4 separate regions of the Homo sapiens genome follow, and all the other regions are linked to region 1. Evidence: chromatin loops called from intact Hi-C (ENCODE). Cell type or tissue: Calu3. All regions are shown on one strand. Links, peaks and the distances in the headings refer to the core of each region. The heading gives the core; the rest is flanking DNA.

Region 1 (7,623 bases), core at 946-5,945:
AGATGGGGTTTTTAGTAGAGAGGGGGTATTTTTAGTAGAGATGGGGTTTCACCGTGTTGGCCAGGAAGGTCTTGATCTCCTGACCTTGTGATCCGCCCGCCTTCGCCTCCCAAAGTGCTGGGATTACAGGCGTGAGCCACCGCGCCCGGCCCCTCTTCAGTTTTGACTGATTTGCTGAGTGGCTCATGGAATTCAAGGAAACACCTAAATGTATTGGTTTATTATAAAGGATATTACAAAGGATAGAGATGAAGAGATGCATAGGGCGAGGCATGGGGGAAGGGTTGTGAAGCTTCCATGGCCTCCTTGGGCAAATATTCAGCTTTCTGGAAGCTCCTCCAAACTCTGTCCTTTCGGGCTTTTATGGAGGCTTCATTATATAGGCATGATTGACTAAATCATTGGCCACTGGCGATCAACTTAACTTTTAGCCTTCTTCCCCACTCCCTGGAGGTTGGCCAGTGAGGCTAAAAGTCCCACCTTCTACTCATGCCTTGGTCTTTCCAGTGACCAGTCCCACTTGGAGCTACCTATGGGCTGCAGCCAACAGTCAATCATTAGCATATGAAAAGTCATGACTTTGATGATTCTAAGGATTTTATGAGTTGTGTATCAGGAAACAGGAAATGGGGTTGAAGACCATATGTACATTTTATAATATCACACATGTCACAAAAGGTTAACAAAATCCAATACTCTTTGATAATAAAAACTCAACAAAGAAGAAACAGAGAACTACTTCAATCTGATAACGGCATCTACAAATATCCCCCAACTAACTTCACACTTAATGGTGAAAGACGAATGCTTTCCCCCTAACTCTAAGAACAAAACAAAAATGTCTGCTCTAGCTACTTCTATTCAAATTTATACTAGATCTCCTAGCCAGGAAAATTAGGCAAGAAAAAAAATAGAAGGCATCCGGATGGAGAAGAAGGAAGCAAAACAATGTTCATTCATAGCGGACAAAGCTCAAGATATAAAATGCACAGTTCTATCTATATTTATCTCTATATATTAAAAACCATGGATTGACACTGAACCCTCCGACTCCAATCTGACACCACAGAGTTCATTCCAGTTTCTCCATTTTCAAATCTGTAACTCCCTTCTCCAATAGTTAGACACCTAGATCCCTTTTATCCTCAGTAGATTTACTTTTTGAGCCAACAGTCCTTCTGTGTAACTAATCTCCGATAGCCACACCATCTTCTATTTGAATACATTCCTGTCTTCAGTCTCTGACCCCTCACCTGCGCTGGGTTGCTCTCCCCTAAGCAGTCACCTCACAGCCAGTTACGACTGCCAATACCCCCTTCTGGGGCAGACGCCCTTCTGCTCACTCAGCAGCCCTCGCTGGGTTGCCCACACCTTCACTCTCACTCCCCCCGTGGGTGATGCCCTCCTCACTCCTCTGGGGTTCCTATATTCCACACTGGGCCACTACCACTGCCTCCTCCTCATCTAGACACTCCACCTAATGGTTTTTAGGTTGAATTATTGAAGAGGAGAGGGAGGGAGGATGAGAGAGAGGGAGGGGAAGGGAACTTTTTTTAACCTCAACTACTTCTTACATTCTTGCCAATGCATCAAAGGTTTTTAATAAGTTGATAGTTCTCTGTGGTAGTGTCTACTAAAGGTTATCCTTTAGATGCCATGTGATCCAGAAATTCCAACATTAGGTAGATATACCCAAGTGTATATAGGTACAACAAAAGATGCATGTAATAATTTTCATAGGTGTGTTATTCGTAATAGCTAAACACTGCAGGAAAACATCCTACAATTGAGCAGACAAGTAAACTCTTTTCATGTGCTATATTCATACGATAGAATGCTATACACCAATAAAAACCAAACGACTGCACATAAAACAATATGGATGAGTCTCACAGTGGAGCGAAAGATGTCAGATGTAACAAAAGAAATATTGTGTGATTCTCAACAGGCAAAAATTACCTTTAAAGTCAGCTTGGTGGAAGGAGGGGTTTGTGACTAGAAGCACAGAGAAGCATAGGCTGGCTTTTGAAATGCCAGTAGGGTTACATTTGTTGATTTGAGTGGTTGCTATACAGGTGTGTTCATTTGTGATAACCTGACTATGCAATTATTTGCACATGTTTCTGTATGTATGTTAGACTTTAATAAAAACAGTTATTTAAACCAAAGTTGCTTTTTGTATTTTTAGTATTTTTGTTTTCCCTGGGAAGATGATCAGGGCTGTCACCTACCATTACATACCATTACACCAAGAACAAATTCCCTCTCTACGGTTCTGTGTATAGATTTGTAAATATTACTTTAATGAAAGTTTTTGTTTTGCTTTTTTTTTTTTTTGAGATGGAGTCTCGCTCCATTGCCCAGGTTGGAGTGCAGTGGCATGATCTTGGCCCACTGCAACCTCCACCTCCTGGGTTCAAACAATTCTCCTGCCTCAGCCTCCCGAGTAGCTGGGATTACAGGTGTGCACCACCACACCTGGCTAATTTTTGTATTTTCAGTATAGATGGGGTTTCACCATGTTTGCCAGGCTGGTCACAAACTCCTGACCTCAGGTGATCCACCCACCTTGGCCTCTCAAAGTGCTGGGATTACAGGTGTGAGCCACTGTGCCAAGCCAGAAAGTTTTTTTGAGCAAACCTTTTTTATGAGAAGGTGAACTCCTGAAAGTCAATGTTACCACTTTATTCTGCTTGTATCCAGCAATGCTTAGAATAATTTTCAATAAGTTATAGATGCTCAATATATGTTAAAGGAACAAACGACTTGCCATTTGAGTTTGTGATGCAAGTAGAATTTCCAGCTCTATCTTACAAAAATGTTTTCTGGTCGACTGGTGTTTTGGCTCTCTTGCCAGGCACCACCCATTGGAATGGCCTTGGTTTACTCTTCATGAGGCTGTGGATTAACTCCTAAGTATCTTGGGGCTTTTCCTTATAAAGACACGACCATAAAAACTGGGTCACAGTTCTCTTGGAATTCTGCGTTCTACTGAAGTTGTTTCAGTGTTGGTAGTGGAGCTTTGCAACCTAATTAACACCATGGGAAAAGGCATTATCGGCCAGGGAAAAGCAATTCAACAGAGCTAAAGATACATAGCATGACTACAGAGGAGACAGCAGGGGGCGCCAGTGGAGCACTCGTGAGGCTGCTTTGACATCACTTCCAGTATCTATCAGCATTCTGTTCCTAATATAATTATTATACAACCGTGTTGCACCACATTGAGACAAGTTGACTGCTTACTTGAAGGAGATGGTAAATGAATATGGACAGGATATCTCCTTGCCACAACTCTGATTTTATTGTTTCTCAGCTCATATTTTAAAACTTTTCTGAAGTGGCTTCATTCACTCATCTCCTATAAGCATAATTTTCTCCCCCACCCTTTTGCCCTAAAAAAAAGTAAAAATCAACACTGTGATGACTACCTGAATGTTGAATACCTTGGAGTTTAATTTATTCATAAATTTGGGGGTTTGCTGCTACTTCATTAAAGTATATTTCCTCTAATTTTTTAAGTCTATCTTGAAGTTAGATACTAATTTTTGGTTGGGAAAAGAGGGAAGGGCTAAATTGCAAGTTTTATGTACTCTCTCCATAGCTGTTTGGATTATTCTGGTAGATATTCCATTTGATTATCCATCAAAGTACTGAAGAAAGGAGGTGGCTTGTCTTGGTGGCAGCTGAAGATTGTTCATGTTATGATATTCACACTTCAAACTGCATCTCAGTCGTATTAGTAATAAGCAATAGAGCAGAGACCTCAAAGACTTAGCATTGCATTAGGTATTTCAGGTGTGATTCTAGGTATCACTACTTAATATATTCATTTAGCAGAGAGTTACTAAATACCTTTCTATTGGACACCAGGCTGGGTACTTTGGAAACGGGGGTCAACAGAATATGGCACATTTCCTAACCCATTTAAATCTCAGTTTCCATCTCTGTAGAATGATGATATTATCTTACCTCATTGCATGTCATGAGAATTAAATGGTAAAGCTACCAATATTAGTATGTACGCGAACAATGCTCGGTAAATATTAGTCTTTGCCATACAGACTTTTTAGTAGTCTGTATCCATGTTTCAAACATGGTAAATCAAATACATTGATTCTCCTTGGTGCTTTTAGTTGATTTAGTAGTTAAACATTTTGCAAAATCTAATTATGGTTAGGGTTTGAGATTACATTCTAGCTGTCTTCACAATGGGCTTGAAATAAATGGTGTGTGTTCGAGATGACGCTTTCCTTTGGCACAGGAAGTTTATGGTCTTTTCTATTCATTTATCATTTTACTTGCTTCCTGGAAACCGATAACCTCTAAAAGCTTCTCTTTTGTTCCTTAACTGGAATTTCTCTTCCATATTATTTGCATGTCTTCCACCTAATGTACCCAAATCAATTATGAAGCAATTATTTTTAAAATGTCCCTTATGAGAATGTAAAGAAGGAAATGGATCACAGTTTAAATATGTTAGCTGTGGCTCATGCCTGTAATCCCAGCACTTTGGGAGGCCAAGGCAGGTGGATCACCTGAGGTTGGGGTTCGAGACCAGCCTGGCCAATATGGTGAAACCCCATCTCTACTAAAAATACAAAAAATTAGCTCGACGTGGTGGCAGGCAACTGTAATCCCAGTTACTCAAGAGGCTGAGGCAAGAGAATTGCTTGAACCTCGGAGACAGAGGTTGCAATGAGCCAAGATCATGCCACTGCACTCCAGCCTGGGTAACACAGCAAGACTCTATCTCAAAAAATAATAATAAATAAAAGTGTTGGTAGGCTGCTTTTCTTTTTAGATACATCCCAAAGGACCTTCCCTCCCTGCATCTTTTTCTTGTTTCTGTCAGGCTCATCCTAAACTTTTTGCCACATCTTCAACTCCAGAGCTGCCAGTGTTAAACTTGAGTCACTATTGGATCAGGGAATAAAATGTCTTTCTTTTCTTATCCATAATCATTTTTATTGAGTTGCAGCCAAATATATCCACAGCTTGCAGTTACATCCCTCATTCATACAAATGTCCTTTTAGCATAACCTTCTTGTCAATATATTGCTTCCAGCCTCTAAAGTAAACTTTCTGAATTGCCATTGTTTCTTAATGCTTTGACCTTGGCTATCCTCCATCAACACTTTACCTTCTGTCTTCGCTTCTTGTACTATTTAAACAGCATTAGTCTCACAAATGTTCCTTTCTAATTTCTGTCCTACCACCAACCTTGTGTCTTCAATGCATGCCACCTGCCTCACTGAAACATCCATTCAGTGAAGAACCTCCTGCCTTTCTCACACCCCCACCAACACCACACAGCATTATCTAGAATATCAACTTCAACCAAGCTGTCATTGTCTTATAATAGAAACAGCATAGAGAGATACTATAAAGCTTATCCTCCTCCAGAAATTGCAATACATTTGAACTTTTTTTATGGCTTTAGACTGAATCATTTGAAGCTCATACCCCCACGACATTGTCCTAATATGTTGCACTCTTCCTAAAAACATCCTCAGGGGTAGAGAAATCACAGCTGATGGAACTACAACCATGTGCCTATAGTTTATTAGGTTACTAGCTCCTATTTCTTCCAGGCTAGAGGATTGTTTTGCCTCAGGTCAATACACAGTGCTCTTTTGTTAGCTCAGATTGTGAAGGTCATGTTTTCTCTACATCTGAATATGAACCTTCTCCTGTGTTAGCATCGGTGTGATTTTTAACCAGAGTCAAGTAATTGATTTCTGAAGACACCCTGGCCTTTACATACTTGCATGTCTTACTTCATGTAATTTTCTCTTGCTTTTCAAGTACATGATTAGCCACAATGTGATAAGTATATAAATCAACTGCCTGCCCTCTAGGACTTCTCACATTTAAATGTAGACCTAAATTACTTTTGTTACACTGAAAAGATTTGAAAATGCTCGGTTGAATCACATTCAAGCCACTTCAGAAGGCTGCAATAATTTCCTACATTGCCGAAGGAAATTATTCTCCCAAATACATTCCGGTTTGTTTGTTTGTTTGCGATAGAGTCTTGCCTTGTCGTCCGGGCTGGAGTGCAGTGGCACGATCTCAGCCCACTGCAACCTCCGCCTCCCAGATTCAAGTGATTATCTTGCCTCGGCCTCCCGAGTAGCTGGGAGCCATCACACCCAGCTAATTTTTAGTAGAGACGGGGTTTCACCATGTTGGCCAGGCTGGTCTCGAACTCCTGACCTCAACTGATTTGCCTGCCTTGGCCTCCCAAAGTGCTAAGATTACAGGCGTGAGCCACACACCCCGGCCAACATTCTGTTTTGTAGAAAGCATTCCTTCACTACCTCCATCACCCAGGTTTTGAAATCATCCAGCTTCCCACTGTGAAGGGCATTCAGAGTCAATGGCTGAAGTTTCAGACAGTCACTTGCTTCCATGGAACCGTGGCAAAATGCGTATCGTGGTTTAAGCAAACTTTCCTAATGCTTTATGAGAGGGACATCTCACCACTGTTAGCCTTAATAAGACATACATTCCTCCCCAACTGATGACTCCTCTTAATGGTTCAAATGTGTGCCACATACTTGAGAAAGCAGGTTCAAATGATTTTGGAAAATTTTTCAATGTTCTTTGAAATCATTGATAACACCCAGAGTAGCATTAAACACTGTGGGGAATCACTTGTTATCTTTCTAAACTTCAGCTGGAAACGAGTAGATCAGATAGAAGACCTAAGAAAGGGTTGCGCCACTTGTGAAATAATAGAAAATAAAAAGGGCTCATAGTATATGTGTCGATTGCATTTCCAGTGCCCTGTTCTAATCGCTATGCAGTCATCCATAACTTAATACGTTCTGAGAAATGAGTCCTTAGGCGATTTCACCACCGTGCAAACAAACGCAGATGCTGTAGCTTACAGCACGCCTCGGTTAGGCGTATAGCCATTTAGCTCCTAGGCTACAAACCTGTGCCCCATGTTACTATACCAAACGCCGTAAGCAACTGTAACACAATGGTATTTGTATATCTAAACATAGAAAAGGTATAGTAAAAAAATACATACATTACAAAAGATAGAAAACGGTACATCTGTCTAGGACACTTACCATGAATGGAGTTTACAGAACTGGAAGTTGCTCTGGGTGAGTCAGTGAGGAGTGGTGAGTGAATTTGAAGGCCTGGGATATTGCTATACACTACTGAAGACTTTGTAAACACTGTGAACTCAAGTTCCCTGAAAAAAAACATGGAGAAAAGAAACTATTCCAGCGAAGAGTTTGCAGCCTTAAGTGTAAAACGAAGGGGTGTTCCAGAGGAAAAAAAAAAAAAAACAAGGCCCTGGTTTTATAACAAAAGTTCCCACCTGGGCTTCCAATCAGGTCCATGTATGCAATGAAGACTTGAAACTTGCTTCGTTTTGATTGGTCAATACAGCTGAATCCTAATTGGGTGATACAGCTGAGTCCTGATTGGCCAAGGTAGGTGAGCTGTGATTGGTTGATTTAGGTGAACGCTGACAGTCTTAATAACAAAAAGGTGCAGGTTTTCAGGGAACTCAGTACCTGTGTGATCCCTAGTTAACAAATGACCACTTAGCTCTATTTTTAATTTAGGATCAGTTAGCCACTTGGGATGCATTTGAAG
Region 2 (7,623 bases), core at 1,188-6,187, 580 kb after region 1:
TTCTTGAGAAAGCATTCCGCAGAAGGTATTTATGTATTTTTTCCAGGTGAATTAAGCTCTAGTTTGAATGACTATGAGCCTGCCTCTGCTAGACATCAATTCCTACTTCATAGTTCTTCTCTTTTTGTTCTTTTGTGGTTTATTTAATTTTTTAAACTTTATTTTTAATGATAAATAATAATGAGCTATATTTATGGGGTATAATGTGATGATTAGATATGGGTTTACAATGTGGAAAGATTAAATCTGGCTAATTAACAAATTAATCACTTCACAAACATTACTTTTTTATAGTGAAAACATTTAAAGTCTACTCTTTCAGCAATTTTGAAATATGCAGCATATTATTATTTATAGTAATCACCATTCTGTAAAATAGATCACCAAAGCTTATTCCTCCTCACTAACTGAAACTTTGTACCCTTTAATAAACATCTTCCCCTTCCTCATTGATTCTTCTCCCCCAGCCTCTGGTAACCATCATTATACTCCCTATTTGTGTGAGTTCAACTTTTTTAGATTTCACATATGAGAAAGATCATGCAGTATTTGTCTTTCTGTGCCTGGCCTATTTCACCTCCGGGTTCATCTATGTTATCCCAAAAGACAGGGTTTTCCCCCTTTCCAATGCTAACTAGTATTCCATTGTGTATATATGCTACATTTTCTTTATCCATTCATTTGATGATAGACACCTAGGTTGCATCCATATCTTAGCTATTGTGAATAACATTGCAATGACCACAGGAGTTCAGTTATCTCTTTGGCATACTGATTTGATGTATATTCCTTTGGATAAACACCCAGTAGCAGGATTACTGGATTGTGCAGTAATTCTATTTGTAGTTGGCTGAGGAGCCTTCATCCTATGGCTTTGTTCATTTACATTCCCACCGACAGTATACAAGGGTTCCCTTTTCTCCATACCATTGCCAACCCTTGTTACATTTCATTTTTTAATTAATGCCCATTCTAACAGATGTGGTTTTAACTTGCTTTTCCCTGATGGTCAATGATAATGAGCATTTTTTTATACCTCTGGCTTTTTTTGTTTTATGAATGCACTTTTTTTTGATATTTATTTATTTTCTTTATTTTTGCATGTTTTGGGGTACAGGTGGTATTTGGTTACATGAGTAAGTTCTTTAGTGGTGATTTGTGAGATTTTGGTGCACCCATCACCCAAGCAGTATACACTGCACCATATTATTTAGTCTTTTATCCATCGCCCCCCCCACCCTTCTCCCCAAGTCCCCAAAGTCCATTGTATCATTCTTATGCCTTTGCGTCCTCATAGCTCAACACCCACACATCAGTGAGAACAAACAATGTTTGGTTTTCCATTCCTGAGTTACTTCACTTAGAATAATAGTATCCAATCTTATCCGGGTCGATGCAAATGCTGTTAATTCATTCCTTTTTATGGCTGATTAGTATTCCAATATATAAATATAACACAGTTTCTTTATCCACTCGTCGATTAATGGGCATTTGGGTTGGTTCCACAATTTTGCAATTGTGAATTGTGCTGCTATAAACATGCTTCTGCAAGTATCTTTTTTATATAATGACTTCTTTTTCTCTGGGTAGATACCCAGTAGTGGGATGGCTGGATCAAATGGTAGTTCTACTTTTAGCACTTTAAGGAATCTCCACACTGTTTTCCTTAGTGGTTGTACTAGTTTACATTCCCACCAGCAGTGTAGAAGTGTTCCCTGTTCACCACATCCATGCCAACATCTACTGTTTTTTGATTTTTTGATTTTGGCCGTTCTTGCAGGAGTGAGATGGTATCACATTGTGGTTTTGATTTGCATCTCCCTAATCATTAGTGATGTTGATTATTTTTCCATATGTTTGTTGGCCATTTGTATATCTTCTTTTGAGAATTGTCTATTCATGTCCTTAGCCCACTTTTTGATGGGATTGTTTGTTTTTTTCTTACTGATTTGTTTAAGTTCATTGTAGATTCTGGATATTAGTCATTTGTCAGACGTACAGATTGTGAAGATTTTCTCCCACTCTGTAGATCTGTTTCCTCTGCTGACTGTTCTTTTTGCTGTGCAAAAGCTCTTTAGTTTAATTAAGTCCCAACTATTTATCTTTGTTTTTATTGCATTTGCTTTTGGGTTCTTGGTCATGAAGTCCTTGCCTAAGCCAATGTCTAGAAGGGTTTTTCCAATGTTATCTTCTAGAACTTTTACAGTTTTAGGTCTTAGGTTTAAGTCCTTAATCCATCTTGAGTTGATTTTTGTATAAGGTTAGAGATGGGGATCCAGTTTCATTCTCCTACAGTGTCTTGCCAATTATCCCAGCACCATTTGTTGAATAGGGTGTCCTTTCCCCACTTCATGTTTTTGTTTGCTTTGTCAAAGATCACTTGGCTGTAAGTATTTGGCTTTATTTCTATGTTCTCTATTCTGCTCCATTGGTCTATATGCCTATTTTTATACCAATACCATGCTGTTTTGGTGACAAAGGCCTTATAGTATAGTTTGAAATCAGGTAGTGTGATGCCTCCAGATTTCTTTTTGCTTAGTATTGCCTTGGCTATTTGGGGTTTTTTTTTTTGGTTTCATATGAATTTAACAATTTTTTTTTCTAATTCTGTGAAAAATGATGGCTGTATTTTGATGGGGATTGCACTGAACTTATATACTGCTTTTGGCAGTATGGTCATTTTCACAATATTGATTCCACCCATCTATGAGCATGGGATGTGTTTCCATTTGTTTGTGTCATCTATGATTTCTTTCAGCAGTGTTTTGTAGTTTTCCTTGTAGAGGTCTTTAGCCTTGTTGGTTAGGTATATTCCTAAATATTTTATTAATTTTTTTTTTGCAGCTATTGTAAAAGGGGTTGAGTTCTTGATTTGATTCTCCATTTGGTCACTGCTGGTGTATAGAATAGCTACTAATTTGTGTACATTAATCTTGTATTTAGAAACTGCTGAATTTTTTAATCAGTTCTAGGAGTTTTCTGGAGGAGTCCTTGGGGTTTTCAAGGTAAACGATCATATCGTCAGCAAACAGTGACAGTTTGACTTCCTCTTCACTGATTTGGATGCCCTTATTTCTTTCTCTTGTCCAATTGCTCTGGCTAGGACTTCCAGTACTATGTTGAATAAGAGTGGTGAGAATGGGCATCCTTGTCTTGTTCCCAGTTCTCAGAGGGAATGCTTTCGACTTTTCCCTATTCGGTATTATGTTGGCTGTGGGTTTGTCGTAGATGGCTTTTATTACATTGAGGTGTGTCCCTTGTATGCTGATTTTGCTGACAGATTTAATCATAAAGGATGCTGGATTTTGTTGAATGCTTTTTCTGCATCTATTGAGATGATCATGTGATTTTTATTTTTAATTATGTTTATGTGGTGTATTACATTTATTGACTTGTGTATGTTAAACCATCCCTGCATCCCTGGTATGAAACCCACTTCCCACTTGATCAGAGTGGATTATCTTTCTGATATGTTGTTGTATTTGGTTAGCTAGTATTTTATTAAGGATTTTAGCATCTAGGTTCATCAAGAATATTGGTCTGTAGTTTTCTTTTTTGGTTATGTCCTTTCCTGGTTTTGGTTTTTGGGTGATGCTGGCTTCATAGAAATAATTAGGGAGGGTTCTTTCTTTCCCTATCTTGTGGAATAGCGTCAAAAGGATTGGTACCAATTCTTCTTTGAATGTCTGGTAGAATTCTGCTGTGAATCTGTCTGGTACTGGACTTTTTTTGTTGGTAATTTTTAAGTTACGATTTCAATCTCCCTGCTTGTTATTGATCCGTTCAGGAGTACCTAATTCTTCCTAATTTAAACTAGGAGGGTTGTATTTTTCCAGGAGTTTATCCATCTCTTCTAGGTTTTCTGATTTATGTGGGTAAAGGTGTTCATAGTTGCCTTGAATGATCTTTTGTATTTCAGTGGTGTCAGTTGTAATACCTACTGTTTCATTTCTTAATGAGGTTATTTGGATTTTCTCTCTTCTTTTCTTGGTTAATCTTGCTAATAGTCTATTAATTTTATTTATCTTTTCTAAAAACCAGCTTTTTGTTTCATTTATCTGTCGTATTTTTTTTGTTTTAATTTCATTTACTTCTGCTCTGATCTTGGTTATTTCCTTTCTTCTGCTGGGTTTATTTAGGTTTGGTTTGTTCTTATTTCTCTAGTTCCTTGAAGTGTGACCTTAGCATGTCAGTTTGTGCTCTTTCAGTCTTTTTGATGTAGGTGTTTAGGGCCATGAACTTTCCTGTTAGCACCGTCTTTGCTGCCTCCCAGAGGTTTGGATAGGTTGTGTCATTATTGTTCAGTTCAAAGAATTTTTTAATTTCCATCTTGATCTTGTTTTTGACTGAATGCTCATTCAGGAGCAGGTTATTTAATTCCCATATATTTGCATCGTTTTGAAAGTTCCTTTTGGAGTTCATTTCTAGTTTTATTCCACTGTGGTCTGAGAGAGTGCTTAATATAATTCAAATTTCTCAAATTTATGGAGAGTCATTTTATGGGCTATCATATGGTCTATCTAGGAGAAAGTTCCATGCACTGTTTAATAGAATGTGTATTCTGTGGTTGTTGGATGAATTGTTCTGTATATATCTGTTAAGTCCATTTTTTCCAAGGTATAGTTTAAATCTATTGTTTCTTTGTTGACTTTCTGTCTTAATAACCTGTCTAGTGCTGTCAGTGGATTACTGAAGTCCCCCACTATTATTGTGTTGTTATTTCATTTCTTAGGTCCTATTAGTAATTGTTTTATAAATCTGGGGGCTCCAGTGTTAGGTGCATATACGTTTACGATTGTGATATTTTCCTGTTGGATAAGGCCTTTTACCATTATGTACTATCCCTCTTTGTTGCTTTTAACTGCTGTTGCTTTAAAGTTTCTTTTGTCTGATGTAAGAATAGCTACGCTTGCTGGCTTTTGGTGTCCATTTGCATGAAATACCTCTTTTCACCCCTCTACTTTAAATTTATGTGAGTCCTTAAGTGTTAGGTGAGTCCCCTGAAGGCAGCAGATAGTTGGTTGGTGAGTTCTTATCCATTCCACAGTTCTGTATCTTTTAAGTGGAACATTTAGACCATTTACATTCAATGTTAGTATTGAGATGTGAGGTACCATTGCATTCATCATGCTATTTCTTGCCTAGGTGTCTTGTTTTTTTTTGTTTTTGTTTTTTTCTGTTTTTGAATAGAAGCGGTGAGAGTAGATAACCCATCCCAAATCCCCTCACGGGCTGCTGCTTGTCCTGTAGATGGAGAGCCGGAGCATGGACCTGCCTGACCCAGACCCCACCCGGCTTTGCCTTCCTTCCACCCTAGTAGCTTAACACAAAAGACAGAAACTTTTGGGAATTGATGGCCCTGTCCATCACCCCAGAAAACAGAGTACCCCTCTGGGTAGCATAAGGCAAGCACAAGTCCCACCATGGCTACTGCAGCTGGTGTTCTTTTGCAAGTCCCACTTTCTGGATGGAAGCCAACCAACATAGTCCGTTACAGCATCTCTAGGTAGAATAACACCACACTCAGGAAGGAGAAAACTTGTGTGTAACCTCAGCCATCACCATTGCCTGCAGCACTGTGGCTAACTAGGAAGTCCTCAGTGTGTCCATGTGACCAGATCTTTACTATAATCAGCATCTGAGAAAGCCAACACACTAAGGCTGGTTATAACCAAGGAATATCACAGAGCCTACATCACTCCCCTACCACCTCTATCAGAGCTGGTGCTGGTACCCACTACTGGGACACTTGAGGACAGGTCACATCACTGGATCCCCAGCAGACATTCTTCAGCACCAGCCTGGAGTGTGGCAGCCCCACTGTGTGGCTAGATCCAGAGGAGGAGCAGCATTCACAGTAGGCTGGCTCTCAGGGACTCTCACTCCTAGGGGAAGGGGGAATGCACCATATCAAAGAAACATCCTCTGGGGAAAAAAGAATCCAGACAGCAGGCCTTGAGTCCCAGAATTTTCCACAATTGGGAAGTTTATTTCAGCAGAGGCATAGGTGCAGTGCTGGGCTCTGTGGCAAAGTCTGCAGCTCTACCCCAAGTCAGGTAGGCTTGGACTCAAGGGATCTTGGAGAAGAGGACTTCTCTTCCCTCTTATCCACCACTGCAGACACAGCTGTAGTTTCTCCCATGGGATCTCAGCATGGGTGCACCTATAGACAGCCTTTCTGGAACATTTCAGGGTGACTGCAGGTCCACAAAAGTGATGTTCCAAGTAGAGAGGAATTGTCACTCTACCCTTTGTTCAAGCTTGCACAAGGGGCAGAGTCACAATTCCTTTCTATTGGAACATCAACATTCCTGCAAATGAAAAGAGGTGCCTGTCCGATCTGAATTGCTGAAGCACTGGGTCAGGAGTGTGTCTTGGAAGTAGATCACTTTGTTGCTCGGCTGGCAGGGGAGCTGAGATGACTCCCACCGTTCCCCCTCATAAGACTTCAGTGTGTTTCATTGAGAGCTCCCCCAGCCACCTCTGTCAAGGCTTGGACCTCTGTCCACCATTGGGTATTGCAATTTCCCATCTGCTTTAGCCACATCTGGTCTCTACCCAAGGACACCTTCCCTACTGACCCAAAGACTGAACTAATAATCAATAAATAAGTGCACACCACAGGGTAATAAGATAATCTTCAAGTGATCTCTGCCATTCCAACCTTGGAGGAGACCATTAAATTGCTCACACACTGAGCACATTGCTACCACAACCAGCATCTGAGAAAGCCAACATACGAAGACTCTCTATAACCAAGGGACCCATACAGAGTCTTCACCCCTGAACGCATCAAGAGTCAAATTAGGCTACAATAAACTAAAACCATTAAAATCACATCCTTAAGCAAGAAGGAAGGAAATTAAACAAAAAACACAGTTAAATAAAAAATGAATGCAAGAATATTTAGAACAAATAGTCTACCAAAATGAAAAGAAACCAGAAAAACAATTCTGATAATATGACAAAACAGGGCTCTATAATATCCCCAAAAGATACACTAAGTCCCCAGTAATAGATGCAAACCAAGAGGAAATCTTTGAAATACTAGATAAAGAATTCAAAACGTTTATTATTAGGTTACTTAAAGAGATGCCAGAGAAAGGTGAGAACCAACATGAAGAAATTTAAAAAGCAATTCAGGATATGAATGAAACCTTTCCTAAAGAGATAGATATTTTAAAGAAAAACCAATCAGAACTTGTGGAAATGAAAGACACATTTAGGGAATTACAAAATGTAGTGGAAAGTAGTAATAATAGACTAGACCAAGTAGAAGAAAGAATTTCAGAGCTCAAAGACAAGGCTTTCAAATTAACCCAATAATACAAACATAAAGAAAAAAGAATGAAAAAACAAGCAAAATCTCCAAGAAATATTACATTATTTGAAATGTCCGAATGTAAGAATAATTGATGTTCCTAAAGAAGAAAAGAAAGCACGATATTTGAAAAGTTATTTGAGGGAATAATTGAGGAAAACTTCCCTGGCCTTGATAGAGATTTAGATATCCAAATACAAGAAGTTTAAAGAACTCTTGGGAGAATCATTGCATAAAGGACATTTCCAAGGCATATAATCTTCAAGCTATCTAAAGCCAACATGAAGGACAGTATTCTAAGA
Region 3 (7,623 bases), core at 1,219-6,218, 1.1 Mb after region 1:
TCAGTGGAAGAATCATTACAAATGACATATGCAAGCATTTCTGGAGGATTTGGGAGAGGATAAAGAATGAAAAATGAAATCAAGGACACAAATCCATGGATGATTAAATCATATCCATGATTCTTAAGCCATCTCAATATTTAGCTATCCAGAGTGTGGGCCTTGATGTGGTAAGGTGAGAAATGTCTCAAAAATAGAATGATGGTTAGAATGGGGATTGGAACGGGAAAAAAGCAAAAAATCAGGAGTCATGTTTTGGCTAGATTTGTTAATCTGACTAAGGGCCTTTGGAAATTACAATCGAATTCTAAACTCTATTCACTGTATTTTGAATCGTGCTCTACAAAAATTTCTTCTTTTATACTTAACATCCACTTTCGCAGTAATTTATTAAATTAACAAATAAATTTCATGCTAAAATGGGAACAGTTCAGATTTCCAATCAAATTATGGAGGATAAATACTTCTGTCTTTCATGGTTTTTCTAATTATACAGCAGATGAGGCTGGTGACATATTTCTTATCATCCATATTCTATAGAAGAAATACTCAAGTGAATTTCTTAGAACTCTTTCAAAAGCTCTTATAAATTATACTTACTATTTGAAAATCTCTTTTGAAAATATATTTGTTTAACACATATCCTTAGATGCTACCTCAAAATTTTAATATCTTTACTGTTTTCTGTGAATAGAAAAAGTAATACCTGCTTGTGAAGCTTCAAACAGTCAAAGGATGTAGAAAATAGAAAGCAAAGGTGTCTGTCATTGGAGTGAGAGTCAGGGGCAGGGGGATTTACGCTGAGCACAATCTTTAATGATACTTTTTTTTAAAAGAAATTCATTTGTATATGTTTGAAAGACCTGCTTTGAAATAGCAACCAAAAACTGGCCTTTTAAAAAAGTACTTTTCTTTGATGAAGGCAAGAGCACCCAAATGTAGAAATGACCAACTCATACAAACTAAGAATGTTAACCAGAGTTAGGCCAAGAGCTGATCATGGCTTTGAAGATACACAGGTCTTAAAAATCCCTGGGAATAAGAAAAATGACTCTGGCTGGAAGAAATTGACCATTATGGACAAGCTACACAGGTGCAGAAATACATGGAGCAGACATAAAGTGGTTGTGCAAATGGTATAGGGAGAAAAATAAGGCTCAGAATGAGCTAGAAGAGAAGCTCTGTGAGTGCAAGATTGTTGTATTTTCTGTTTAGTCAATCACTGTTGTACAGAACAGTTCCTGGCCTCTAGCAGGCACTTGTTAAATGCTTATGAAATACAAGACTTAAATAATGCATGAATTTCAACTTATAAGTACCTTAAAGATGAGATATTTGATGCACAGTACCAGGGCTGAAAAAAAGCATGTCATTGAGACAGAGGTATCACAAAAGGTTATGGCATCAATGTAAGATTTTTAAATAAATCTAGTTTCATTGCTTAGATTTACCTTTCAAGAAAATATATTTCATATATCATGTTGTTGCCCCAAACCATCATTGTGGAGGGGTCTTTGGCAATAATATAAAAGTAAAAATAAAAGTTTATAAAAGTGTCCTTGGATATGCATTTTTTTGCAAGAAAAAAATTTAAAACAATATTTTAACTAACACATAATAATTGTACAAACTTGTGGAGTAAAGTGTGATATTTTAATACATATACTTTTACATCTACTCTATTATTGAATATAAGATTTCATTTCCCATACATAAGAAATGAATTGACATTATTTAAAGGAACAGTGGGTATAAAGTTCTCAGACAAAAAGCAAATGTACTCATGTAAAACTTGTCTCCAATGAACTTTACAACTCTTGAAGGCAGTTGCTGGGTCTCATTCACCTTTTTAAAAGTAGGGCCTCATTGTTCATTTAATGAAACAATGCATACATACACAGTTGCATCAACCTCTTGATATTTCACAAGAATTTTTCTTTAAACTCTTACTACATAGAATTCTGAATGACATGTGCTTCCAAAAAAAGTTGACAGAATTTATTTCTTGGCAAATAAACTATCCATTAATTCAATAGTTTTTTACTGAATAGCCATTATTTTAGTTAATGGGGATAGAGAGTATACATGATTGCTACCCTCAGTGAGTTTATAATTCTGAAAGAAAAAAACAAATTTCTCAGCTGTCTAAGTAGGATCTAGACTGATCCAGTTTGGGGAGCAGGCCTTGGTTGCCCATCACTTATTTGTCTCTGTGCTCTCCTGGAGACTGCGCCCTTCACCCTTTCCCTGTGTCTCACATCCTTCTCCAACACCGACAAGAGCCCGGGGAGGCAACTCAATGGCATTACTAAATAATGCATTTTATTCAGACAAACCCTATTTAGACTGCTGCATTTTAACACAAAATCACTATGCACATTTATTGCTCTGGCATCCCCTAGTATCAGATTCCAGATGTCTCCTCAACAATTGGCTTAATGAAGTTTAGAGCAACCATCTTCTCTCCCACACACAGAACTATTTTTGAGACTTTATGTTAATATGTTGTTCTGCTCACTTTTACTGAATTTACTCCTTTTTAACATTCATTTTGGCAATGATATCAAGAAAAATAATCCAAAGTGTCATTTTGCAGGAAAGAATATTTCTCAACACCCATTAAATAATTCTGTATATGTTAGCTTGCATTTTATATATATACATATATATCTTTCATCATATTCACATGGTTCATTCAAAAATACTTTTAACCTGCAGTAAATTTTATACCAGTGCACTTATTACTACTAATACCTTTTTTAATTTATGTAAATCATTCTCATCGTCTTCTTTCTGCTAGACGTCTTCCCTTAGCTTTTCATAACTAAATTTTTTCTCCACTTTTTATGTGATGTTTCATCATTCCAAGGTATCCTCGCATAGAATATCCTCCTATTTATTTAGTAATATCTATTGCACAGAACGTATCAGAAAAACAACAAAAGAGAGGACAGTGGTCACCTGAGCAACCAAAATAGAGACCTCACGCTGAAGTTTATTTAAGTTACTTACAGAATCACACACAATCTCTGACCTGAATCATAGCTTCTTTACTAGTCTTTGACATGGTTTTCAATAACTTTCACTTTCTATTTTCGCAACTCACAGCAGCAATTTCAGTGTAGTGAAGAACACTGGCCACCCAATAGATAGAACAGCTAAAGGCCTAAGTGTGACTGACAGCTCAGTGGAAAGACAGAGGTAGAAGACTGCAAAAGGCAAATCTCAGAATTCACAAAAGCCGAGCAGGTGCCATTCAATGAAGACATGAACTGGCCTAGGTATTTCTGGGACCTGAATGGTCTTTCAATATTAGAACATAACTTGTGTAATTATGACCAGTGGTCACAGAGAATGCATCTGAATATAATAATCAATTCATTCGCGTATTTATTCATGTATTTGCTATGTGAAAAAGATTTTTCTATTGATGTCTGTACTCACCCTTAATGACAAGCCCACAAGCCAATTGAACGTAATAGATTTTCTGTGGAAATTCATAGCAGGTAGGAGAGAGACCTCACAAGACTACAGTGATAATTTAAAATCTAGAACTCTCCTCTCTTAGTAAGATTTAATTTAAATAATTTTAAGCAACCAGACCCCAGACTCTCTCCTGCCTCTAGGTACCCTCAATGTCCCTCAATTCCTTTTTGTTTTCTTCTTAGGTAGAATGTTTGACCATCCTCTGCTAGCCTCCTTCACACCCAAACAGTCACATGTTACCTTACACCTTTAAGTGACTCAGCAGGGATTTTCCTTTAAAAAGACCATTCTTTCCCTGAAAACAACTCTGATTTCAGCTAGCAAAAAAATAGTGACTTTATTATGTCCATGCAAGAATATTATATTTAAGAAACATGTTCATGTAGCATAGGTATGTTTTTGAATACATTTGCAGTCCTTTATTTCCTGACATTATCCGCTGGGCAAAGATAGGTAAAGATGACATATTAACAATATGCTACTATAATCAAACAGATATTGATAGCAAGCAAAACGTCTATCTGTTCAAGTATGCTGATTAAGTAATCTACTGTAATTGCCCTTTCTCTGTAGTGTAGTCACTGCGGTCTCCATAATTTTACTCTTAGAGATTCCGTCCATTGGTGAAGCACTGCCCTCTTCAGGCAAAATCGCCTAAAGTATCAATACTCACAAGAAAAATATACTTGAATCCATTTAATTTGTAAGAGCACCACTTTGGTGAGGTGACGCACACACAAACAAAATTCTAGGAAATGATACGAGTTTTGCCTAAATAGGGGTAATTTTTAGATAAACTGGTGAGGTTTTACACCTGTTTAAACAGCTGAATGTGTCTGACCTTCTTTAACTCTCTGAAATTCCATGAACCATAAAACCAAAGAGAAAGAAGGCAGTACTTTAGATTTATGCAATCCATCAACTGATTAGAAATTATTTCAAAAGTATTAGTTAAATCCACAGTTCCAACATTGTTTTCTACTCTTTATTATAAACAGCATGGTGCTGTCAGCTGTTACTGACTTGAGAACAAGTCTAATCACAGGGAACTACATTTCTAAACATGACTTAATTAGCCTAATGTGTTGTTTTAAAAATTAAGAGCATTTCAATGTCATGGTGAGAGATCAAGTGTTTTCAATTCTATTTAAAAGGATATATTTGGTAGTTGAAAAGCTAGCTCTATTGCTTTGTTCTTTAAAAGAGAATGGAAATTGCTCAGCCACATCACAAGCTTCTTCTGTAAGTTTCATTTGGGTCCATGATTCTTTTCATTGTAGAGAGCACAGTGGGAACAAAATAGCCCTGTTAATTGCCTGTTAATTCCCACAAAAATTTTAAATGTATCTCTACTTTTTATAAGACTATTTTGTACTATCTTGCTATAAAGGTATTTATCTTATTCATTCTAGGCATTAAAAATGTTTTAAAATCACCTTCGTATGAGTCCCCAGTTACATCCCGGGGGAATCTTGGACTATCAAATTAGAGACATCACTCTCAGCAAATATTTCATGTTGTAGACTCTAGGGGGAAAGCTGTAATGCTTCCCGACATGAGAAAAAGCAGCATGTCTGGAGAAAGAGCAATACTATGTGCCAATAATTAAGACAGACATGTTTCAAAATAGGAAACTAGAGTCAATTGTTAGAAGTTAAATAAAAGAATGAGTTGATTGTGTCAGAAAATGATTCTGTGAATGCAGTCTATGAAAATCTGCAAACTATAGAAAAAAATAGATGTTAAACATCTTAAAAATCAACAATATAGGCTGGGCGCGGTGGCTCACGCCTGTAATCCCAGCACTTTGGGAGGCCGAGGAGGGCGGATCACAAGGTCAAGAGATCGAGACCATCCTGGCCAACATGGTGAAACCCCGTCTCTATTAAAAGTATAAAAATTAGCTGGGCGTGGTGGCAGGCGCCTGTAGTCCCAGCTACTCGGGAGGCTGAGGCAGGAGAATCGCCTGAACCCGGGAGGTGGAGGTTGCAGTGAGCCGAGATCACGCCATTGCACTCCAGCCACGGTGACAGAGCGAGATGCCATCTCAAAAAAAAAAAAAAAAAAAATCACCAATATAAAAGTTTGGCTTCAGTCTTGTTCCCGATAAAATTTTATGTTTATGGCTACTTTTTTAACATTCAAATAAGTAAAAATTAATCACAGGTTTAAGAATGATTAAAGCTTGTTATATTATAAAACTAATTTTAATGACTAGTAGGTTAATATCAAGTTTGACCAGTAGGTGCTCAGTGAAGGACGCTGCTTTGGAATGAAATATGCTGGACTCAAGTTAGATTCTCTTTAGGAACTTTCACAAGGCAGTTCTCGTTTGCAAAATAGATTTCTGAAGCCAGATACTTGGATTCCAACATTTGCTCTTTGTTAATTTATTACTTGCCTGTACATTTGCTCCACAGTCTCTGTTTCTTCGTCTATTAACAGAGATATAAATCTTCATCTCTCAAGGGTGTTGTGTGGATAAACTCAGACAGCATGTAGAGGTTCTGTATTACACTGCTTGACACATCATAAATGTTCAGTAAGTGTCAGTTTTGTTTCTCTTCTCCTTCACCTTTTAGGTCACACTTGTAATCCCAGCACTTTGGGAGGCTGCGGTGGCAGATCATGAGGTCAAGAGATTGAGACCATCCTGGCCAACATGGTGAAACCCTGTCTCTATTAAAAATATAAAAATTAGCAGTGTGTGGTGGCGTGCACCTGTAGTTCCAGCTGGGGAGGCTAAGGCAGGAGAATCACTTGAACCCAGGAGGCGGAGGTTGCAGTGAGCCGAGATCGAGCCACTGCACTCCAGCCTGGCAACAGAGCAAGACTCCATCTCAAAATAAAACAAAACAAAAACAAAGCTATAACAAAGCTAATATAAACAAAGCCAGTATAACTGTCTATGACTAGTATAATTAAAACTAATAAATGTATATATGAAGATGCTTTGAAAATTTTAAAGTTATGTCACCCTTAGAACATGTTATTTGGAGAATGATCATCATGGAGCAATGAAAAAGGAGCGTCCTTTGTTTGTTCATAATCACCTAAAGAATATGATCATAAATAATATTTCTAAATGTAGAAAAGAAGTATTTATCACTTCACCTTATAAATACCCCAGTCAGAGTACTAAAGTCTATTTGATTTATGCTATGCTCATGGAGTTCCTTCTAATAATTTCATGAGTAGACTTTCATACAGGGGCTAATTCCTCAGACAACTAGCATCAGTTATCAGACCAAATTTAGCGTTGTGAAAAATTCTGGTTCGTATCTGGATTTTTGAATAAGTCTCTTATGTGTCTGGTTATATGATACGATAATAAACTGATTCATAGAGTAGCATGTTCAATGACAAAATGTGAGAATTTGATATTACAGCAGCTTGAAAGCAGAATAAAGTGCCACAATTTTAAGATAAAATTCAAGATCCTTTATTATCTGAATTAACACGTAATTCCTAATATTTTTTCCACTATTCTCACTCCCTATCCAGATCCTGCATTCCAGCTATTTTTTTACACTATTTTTAAATTCAATTTTGTTGAGATATATAACTTACATATTATAAAGTATACCCACTTAGGTCTGCATTCTGGCAAGTTTTTACAAATGTATACAGCAGTGTGTATACACCAATGCAACTGTCACCACGGTGACTAATCTATTTGGAATCCTATCCACTGAATTTTCCATTTCAGACATTGTATTTGAAGTTAAGAAATAAGACAGAAGTGACTGGGGGAGGGGAGCAATATGTAGATGTATGGAATAAAAGGAAAGCAGATAGAAGGAACTAGAAGTTCTTTTGTTTTTCATGGGTCTCCTTTCTCATTTCACTCTAGTCACAATTAAGTTTCGTCCTTGAACATATTGAGCACACTTAGAACATACTCTGGCATTTTCATCTTATAGATGATAGAATTAGAAATACTGCTGCTTTTATTGACTAAATACTATGCTAATCAGTCACTTTTTTTGGTTTTTATGCTTAACAATTTTTTATTAGATATGTGATATTTTGACTATTACATTGTTGTCCGTTAAATTTTGTTTTCTCTCTTTAAAGAGTTTTGGTTCTTTGGATTTTGTTTCTTTCCCTTCAGAATTTTGAAGTTTGCTTCGGTAG
Region 4 (7,623 bases), core at 1,550-6,549, 400 kb after region 1:
GTGCATAGAAAAGATTACATTTTTAATCAAGCTTTCTTAGGACAAAAATATGTCACTTAAAAGATTGAAGGTATCCCATTATTTCCTTGTGGAATGCCCTTTTATTCCTTAGGTTGCTGAGCTTCAATATCAGGGTCTCTTGGCTACTTTATGTTTCAGACTTGAAAATTATGATGGTGGGTTTGTTCTTATAATTTTATATAGATACTTCCTGAATCAATTTCTCCAACCCAAATGTTTGTATCTGTTTTTAACCACCTTCCCACTCACATCATTACACAATAAATTCTTCCTCTTTTAGCTATAATTATTACCATCCAAATGTAGCTCCATTTCACAATGCATGTTATCCTGTTATCCATCATCAACTCGGCGGTCCTATCTCGTCCATCAATTTTGTTTTTTTTTTTAAGAGGATCTGGCTCTGTTGCCCAGGCTGGAGTGCTGTGGTGCAATCTCAGCTCACTGCAGCCTCCACCTCCTGGGCTCAAACAGTCTTCCTACTGCAGTCTCCTGAGTAGCTGGGACTACAGGTGTGTGCCACCGTGCTCAGCTAATCAAAATTTTTATTCAACACTAAATTTACATATAAATGTTTCTCTTTTTTCACATCCTTTTACAAATTTTTATTTTTATTTTTTAATTTTTTGGGAGATAGAGTCTCGCTCTTTTGTCCAGGCTGCAGTGCAGTGGCACAATCTTGGCTCACTGCAACCTCTGCCTCCCCAGTTCAAGCAATTCTCCTGACTCAGGCTCCTGAGTAGCTGGGACTACAGGCGCCTGCCACCACGCCTGGCTAATTTTTGTATTTTTTAGTAGAGACAGGATTTCACCATATTGGCCAGGCTGGTCTTGAACTCCTGACCTCAAGTGATCTGCCCTCCTCGGCCTCCCAAAGTGCTGGGATTACAGGCGTGAGCCACCATGCCCGGCCTACAAGTAATTTATAACACATAAAGGATAGGGCTATAATGGTGATCACACTTTTCTTATGGGGGCTTTAACATTTGTATGATATCAGTTGCTGATTATACTCTAATCATATCCTGAAGATATTGTTCACTGACTTGTAGTCTTCGTTTAAAGAAAAATACCTAGAATAAATATTTTACTTCACACTGGAAATAGTTGAGTTTCTACGTAGCAGTTATTCTGCCCCGGTGTTATAGACACTGTTGAATGAGTACTGGATTTTAGTTCCTTTTTTGCCTTGACTGCTAAAAAGTGTATGGATATATATTCGTCTGTTAGAAAACTTCTGTTCTGATGTCTTTTCCCACTTATTTTTATTGTAACTTATTTTAGATGTATTTATAATCCACCATATAACCTTGCCATAACATGTTATGTTATAAATAAACAACTTAAAATACACAAAATAATACATTTATTGCAAGCCAATTATGTATAAAGAACTTTCTCTAGGTTATATATAATTTATTTCTCACATGCTGGTAATAATATCTATTATATATTCATGGTAACAACAAGTTTTGTGGGCCCTAAAGCTCATTTAAGAGACATTTCTAAATACAAGTAATATAAAACTATTATTTTTGCGAACATTACAAAGACATAGGACCCATGTTAACTCATTGGTAGGGCCTCATGCAGGGCCCTGGAAGGGGTAGATGCAAGCAAGAGCCCTGACTTAAGCCTCCTTAGCTTCAAGGCCAATCTGCCTCGCGTATATGGACTGCTTATGCTGTGCAGGTCACTTTTCACGCACTGTACTATGTGATGTTAGAACAAGCTTCCAGGGAAATTAGCTGAGAGAGGTAAAATGTATTTCTCAATGCCAAAGGGTTGGCGTACAGTAGATGTGTATTTGAACACTAATAAACCCATTTATTACAACTATATTTATGGGGCACCTTATCTACCAGGCATTGTCATAAGCACTGGCATGCTGTGACAACCCAGGCAGGTGTTGTCCCAATCCTAATGAAGCTTCTTGTGTGACTTCCATCATAGCAGTTGGTCATTCCACGGTTTATTTCTTCTTTAACCATCATGTTAAGAAAGAACAGTTTAACTTTGGGAGGCCGAGGTGGGCGGATCACAAGGTCAGGAGATCAAGACCATCCTGGCTAACCTGGTAAAACCGTCTCTACTAAAAATACAAAAAAATTAGCCCGGCATGGTGGTGGGCGCCTGTAGTCCCAGCTACTCGGGAGGCTGAGGCAGGAGAATGGCGTGAACCCAGGAGGCGGAAGTTGCAGTGAGCAGAGATCGCGCCATTGCACTCCAGCCTGGGTGACAGAGCGAGACTTTCTCAAAAAAAAAAAAAAAACAAAAAAAAAAACAAAAAAAAAAAACAGTTTAAGATAAATTTTAAGGATTTCTGTACATTTGAAAATTAGTGTGCCTTTTAAGTTTTACTCGCTTGACTGGAATAGCTGAAGCTCTCATTTCCTTTTGTTATTTATTGTCAACATAGATTATCACTTTATGAGTCTTTTTTGATCATTAAAAAATAGAGAAAATGGCTCCAAAAATGAATCTGTTTTGTTTTCCAAACATATTACCTTTACAATAGGACTCAGAAACTGATGGCCAGGTTGGTCTTTCTTTTACAGTTAGCTATTTTCTATGATCTTAGTCGGAGTACCTTGCAGAAAGTAGGGTTAAAGAGCTTTGGTATCTTAAATCCTGGTTTTCTGTTGCTTTCCTCATTTTAAGAGAGTTCTTAATTCAATCTTGTGAGGAAGTAGGATTAACATGCACAGTTATGCCTGGAGAGTCAAGAAACCCGCATTTCTGGATCCCCAGCTTAGACCACTGACTCACAGTTTCTAGATACAGAAGCTGCATTTCAGACCACAACCCTAGGTAATCACGGCGCATGTGGACCACACTGCACATTGTGGACAGCACAACTCCAAGACAATAATGAGATCCCAATAATTTTGATACTTCCAAGTAAAGAACAGAAGTCCATTATTTAAACTTATAATTGTTAAATTGTTTGACTTTGTAAATAGTTTTTGGAAACTGTCCCTTCCTGCCCTCTTCCTGTGTCCTTCTTCTCTCTTCACTTCCACACAGCATTCTCCCTGAATACCTCTTTTTTGCATGTTCTTCTGCCTGGAGTCACTAATCCAATGTCTTTGTTCCCCAGGAATTCATCCTTGATTCATATATTTTATCACTATTTTTGGACCTTCCTATTACATCTGTCTTCAACTACTGCTCAAACACAGGACCCAAATTTCTATCTCATACCCAGACCTCTTTTCTGAATATTGGATCCCCAGCTCTAGTCAGCTGTCTTATGGTAAGTTCAATTTGAATGGCTCCAAAGACCTCAAAGCCAACATGTCCAAAGTTGAAATTAATGTTGCCCCAACAACAAAAATACATCTGCCTTCTTCTGAATTCTCTATTTCAGTTTCAATGTATGCACCATAATGCATTCATTTGCTCAGTCCACATTCTGGGAGGTTATCCTTTCATCCTCTTTAGAAAAAATCCTTTTAGTTCTTTTCTTAAATATACATATTTTTTATATATAAGATATATAATATAGTTTATTAATGCTAATATTACTTATATAGTTTATTATAATATATAATAAACTATATATTATAAACTATGTAATATACATATAAATGATATATAATATAAACTAAATATATAAACTATGTGTGTGCATATATATATATATATATATATATAATTTTCATAGCTTCTATCACACCTTGGCCCAAGGCATCATAATTTCTTACTGATATTATTATAACGACTTCTTTTTTGTACAACCTTTTACTAGTACTGTTTTCCTCAAAACGATTCCCGCACTGCTGCCGGGTTGATCTTTCTGAAATGCAATTCTGATCACTCACTCCCTTGCTTCAAATGCCTCCATTGCTGCCAGAATGATAAAAACCCCTGGGTATGAGGTACATGCCCTACTTACTGTGAACCTGTCTGGTCTCATTTCTCATCATCCTGCCTCTGATGCAGGATGCAGCCTCGCTGAATTCCTCTAGGGTCATATGGAGAATGTACCATATTTTTAGAACTTTGCACATTCTGTTCCCGTTGCGGTGATTGTCCTTATCCCCTTCTTTGACAGAAGAACACCTACTTAGCTTTCAATCCTCAGTTCCAGAAAACCCATCGTAATTTCACCCGTTCTCTCAACTTTCCTATGTTCTCTCATCTTAATGTGATTAACTGCTGGAGGAAGTCACTTAGAGGATTTCAGGGCCGATTAAAAATATGTGGCCAGGAGGTGGCAGCAGCAAGCACGAACTTTACTTCAGTAGGCATGAAGGCAGGGAAAGTACCTCCCAGCATGATACCTCGAGAGGGTAAGGTGTGGGAGCCACCATCTAGAAAAGGAGTGGGGGAAGGGGACTCCTCGGGGTGAGGGGATCAAGAGGAGGTTTATGCATCTAGGCAAAGTTGCTCAGTAGCCTGGCAGGGCACTTCTGAGTCAGAAAGCTCCGAAGGGGAGCAGTGGTTTGGAAATTGCTCTAGTCCCATGGTTTTATCGTATCCATGGGTATGAGATACGGGTATGGGTAGCAGATATTGGGTGTAGTATTGCAGGATATAAGAAACCGGCAGATTCTAAATGGCTAAAAATCTGCTTCACTGGGTGATAGTTAAAACAATTGGATGTGTGAAAATTTGAGTTTGGTACTGGTGGGCTTTTGAGTAAATAAATGGATCTCAGGCTGCTGTGAAGAAATAAATAATCTAGTGACCAATATAGACGTACCATATTTATTTGGTGCATTTATATGACAGATGCCTCTGTGAGGCAACACTTTTACCACACTGCACTATTATTACATTTTACCTCGTTTGTGCTTCCCATAACATAGATTCCTGGAGAGAAGAGGCAAGTTTGTATTATTCTTGATATGGACTTCATCAGATCCAGAATAGTGTTTGATGAAAAGTGGAATGCTAATAAATGTTGGTTTCATGAATAATTCCATATATTATTGAACTTGTCCAGAAGCGATCATCCTACCAGGTGCTAGAAGAAAGTCTCATCTCCACAGACACACCTGATTCAAGCTAGTTTGAAGTTTGTATTCATACAGGACATAGGCAGTGATTTAATTTCAAACCTGAAATCTTTAGATTTGAGGTAATTTATTTTCTAAAATACAACCCATTTCTAGAAAAATCATAGCAAACTCAGAACGTATGGCAATAGGCCAAGGTCATCTTATTCAGATTTCAATCCTGTTATATTCTTGGAGAGATTTTTTTAAGTCATTTTCACTATAATACTTGTCTCAAAACTTGTAGGATCGGAGGATGTGCAGTCTGAGGCCCAAGTGAGTCCATGAGCATCAGCCTGGTTTGTTCATTCATTTGGGTTATGATGCTGCCTCGCTGAGCAATTCCTTATGGTAGGAGGGTCTAATAACCTTCACAGGCCACGGAGATGGAAATAAAGTGTAAAGCTGGAGAAAAAATCCAGTTGGCTACACAGGGGAACCAGAGTTATCAGAAGGGACAGTTAGTTTAAATATGGAGAAGACTCCTAACAAGAGGCTAGGTCGTGAATACAGATAAGACATTTTAAATAGCAAACATAACTCAGTTGTGTTAAATAATCGTAGAAATCGTTGGCTCCACTCAGAGACTAATAACTGAAACGTGTACAAGTGGTACAAGTTTCAGAGTAGTTTGATTAAGGCTCCAGCTCATATCTCCAATTCACTAGGCTCTTCCCTTGTTCTTGTATTCTTTTCACGTATATAATAAAATAGTTACAGTGGTTTCTGTTTCACTGCTACATATCACACCAGTCATAAAGAGGGTGAGCATCTGGGCTCCCAAACACAGAGAAAAGTCCTCAAACTTCACTCATTGCATCCGTTTAGATGATGGGGCTAACCCTAAATTTACTTTTGTCCAGGGGGAGTGGAGTGCTCTAATTGGCCTCACCTAGATCATGGGTTTCACATCAGAAAATATATATTTCTCCTACACATTATGAAATCCTCTATAGAAATCTGGCGTTATAGCTGGTGGTAGGGACAATGGACGGGGAAAGGCGACCAATAGGCCTCACCAAAGGTAGGGTGTCCTTCTGGATATTGAAGATATTTAATCTTTGTGGCAACTCAAGCAAACCAACCAAAATTTGCATAGTAAATATTTGTAGTTAGCCTCCAATTTGTTTGTTTACTTCTTATCAGCATTTCAAATGTCTTCCAAAGGCATTAATACAATCTTTTATCTTGTTTATCATGTTCATTTTCTAGGCACACTGCCTTTTATGAATCAAATTAAACTTCATTATGCGTCTAGTCTGTGCTCACATTCCAAATTTGTGTTGTCTCAACGAAGAAGACCTGGCTTTATTTGACACGCTAGATATAATATCCGAAGAACTAATAGAGTATAAAATGTAAACTGTCATGAAAATAGTGGCAATAGCTAACTAATTTCCAAACATCAGTTTTCAGCGTAAATATTCCTTTTTCAGAGAGATGTTTGCTAACCATTCTATCTAGGAGAAATCTCCTTCTATTATTCACATCAGTTCTTTATTTGTATGCTCATGCCACTCATCAGTGCCTTCTTCTCTAGATCACAAAGTAGCTACTTTGTTTCTTCCTTCTTTCCTTCCTTCCATCTTTTCCTAGAATGTAAGTTCCATCTGTCTTATCCATGGGCACATTTCTAGTAGTACTCAGCACAGTGCTTACCTTATAGGAGACACTCATGAATATTTGTTAAGTGAGCCTGTTGAATTACCTTTATTATGGTGTGTCCTGTGTGGCCCATGGCTATGTAGGTAATGGACCAAGACTCAGTTTTATAGGAGATAATTGTGCAGCAGAGGAAATCCAACCTGATGCGTGGGGCTGAGCCCCAGGAATGTGCTGCTCTTTGTATTTTGTTGTAACCAACTGAAACAGCCTTGGCTGACATTTGTAACTGTGAGCCTCTGAATAACACAAGTAAGTTCCTCCCAGGGGGGAAATCATATGCAAGAATGAAATGTATGATACATCTCGCCCAAACTGTTAACCACATATGAAAAGAAATCATCTCGGAAATTGGAAGTTTGTATTTGAATATTAGACACCTGTTTAATTATGGAGTGAAATGTCAAGGAAAAAAACCACAATTACTTTATACTCGGAACATAGAAAATATAGCCGAGATTTGACAGTCTCACTCCATCTGATTTTTCTATTCTGTCTTTCTCACTCCTGTCACATTTTATTTCACCATTTATCTGGAACAAATAAATGTGAAATTGCTTTCAACATTTTCCTGACCTTGTTCGGTAGATGAGTATTGAGGAAAAATGGGACTTTGGTTTTCTACATGGAATGAGCTTATTGTAGCTCTTTGTGTTACGGCAGTTCCTTTTAGGAGAATGTGTCACTCTTTATTGAATGCAAATGAGCTTCATGAGTAATGTTCAAATCCAAAAAAAGATGAATGCCAGTGGAAGCAGCTAGTGTCTCTCTATCCTTTTTTCTTTCATATATTTTGAGATTTTTGGATAGTAGAAAAGAAAAATGTTATTTTGAAATATCTCTTTTTTCTTGTAATGAGAGAAGAAAGCTAAATTCCCTGTATGTAAGAATATAAATTTGATAGAAGTAATAATTTTAAATTGGGCAGTAAATGAGC

The links. Peaks named below come from ENCODE experiments on the same cell type or tissue, not always from the same donor. Only the 100,000 strongest peaks of a DNase experiment are listed, where the experiment ranks them.
Region 2: it touches region 1 in a loop (14-fold over the local background); 8 of 110 quality-filtered maps call a loop at or near these places.
Region 3: a loop joins it to region 1, with 5 times the contacts of the local background. A loop is called at or near these places in 13 of 110 quality-filtered maps.
Region 4: a loop joins it to region 1, with 5 times the contacts of the local background. A loop is called at or near these places in 8 of 110 quality-filtered maps.

Annotation. Positions count from the first base shown.
Region 1 is chr1:237,848,300-237,855,922 of GRCh38, forward strand. No RefSeq gene overlaps it. Among named protein-coding and RNA genes, the nearest start is that of ZP4, 39 kb to the right of the region's middle. RefSeq lists an enhancer at 6,085-6,646. In Calu3, for the core only: no CTCF peak of the experiment used is centred there; a DNase peak (open chromatin) is centred at 3,132.
Region 2 is chr1:238,425,636-238,433,258 of GRCh38, forward strand. All of the region lies in intron 4 of LOC105373220 (a long non-coding RNA gene), which reads left to right. Among named protein-coding and RNA genes, the nearest start is that of LINC01139, 57 kb to the right of the region's middle. In Calu3, for the core only: no CTCF peak of the experiment used is centred there; no DNase peak of the experiment used is centred there.
Region 3 is chr1:238,947,881-238,955,503 of GRCh38, forward strand. No RefSeq gene overlaps it. Among named protein-coding and RNA genes, the nearest start is that of CHRM3, 430 kb to the right of the region's middle. In Calu3, for the core only: CTCF peaks have their summits at 4,165 (motif pointing left) and 5,781; a DNase peak (open chromatin) is centred at 4,121.
Region 4 is chr1:238,248,272-238,255,894 of GRCh38, forward strand. No RefSeq gene overlaps it. Among named protein-coding and RNA genes, the nearest start is that of LINC01139, 230 kb to the right of the region's middle. In Calu3, for the core only: a CTCF peak has its summit at 4,242 (motif pointing right); a DNase peak (open chromatin) is centred at 4,250.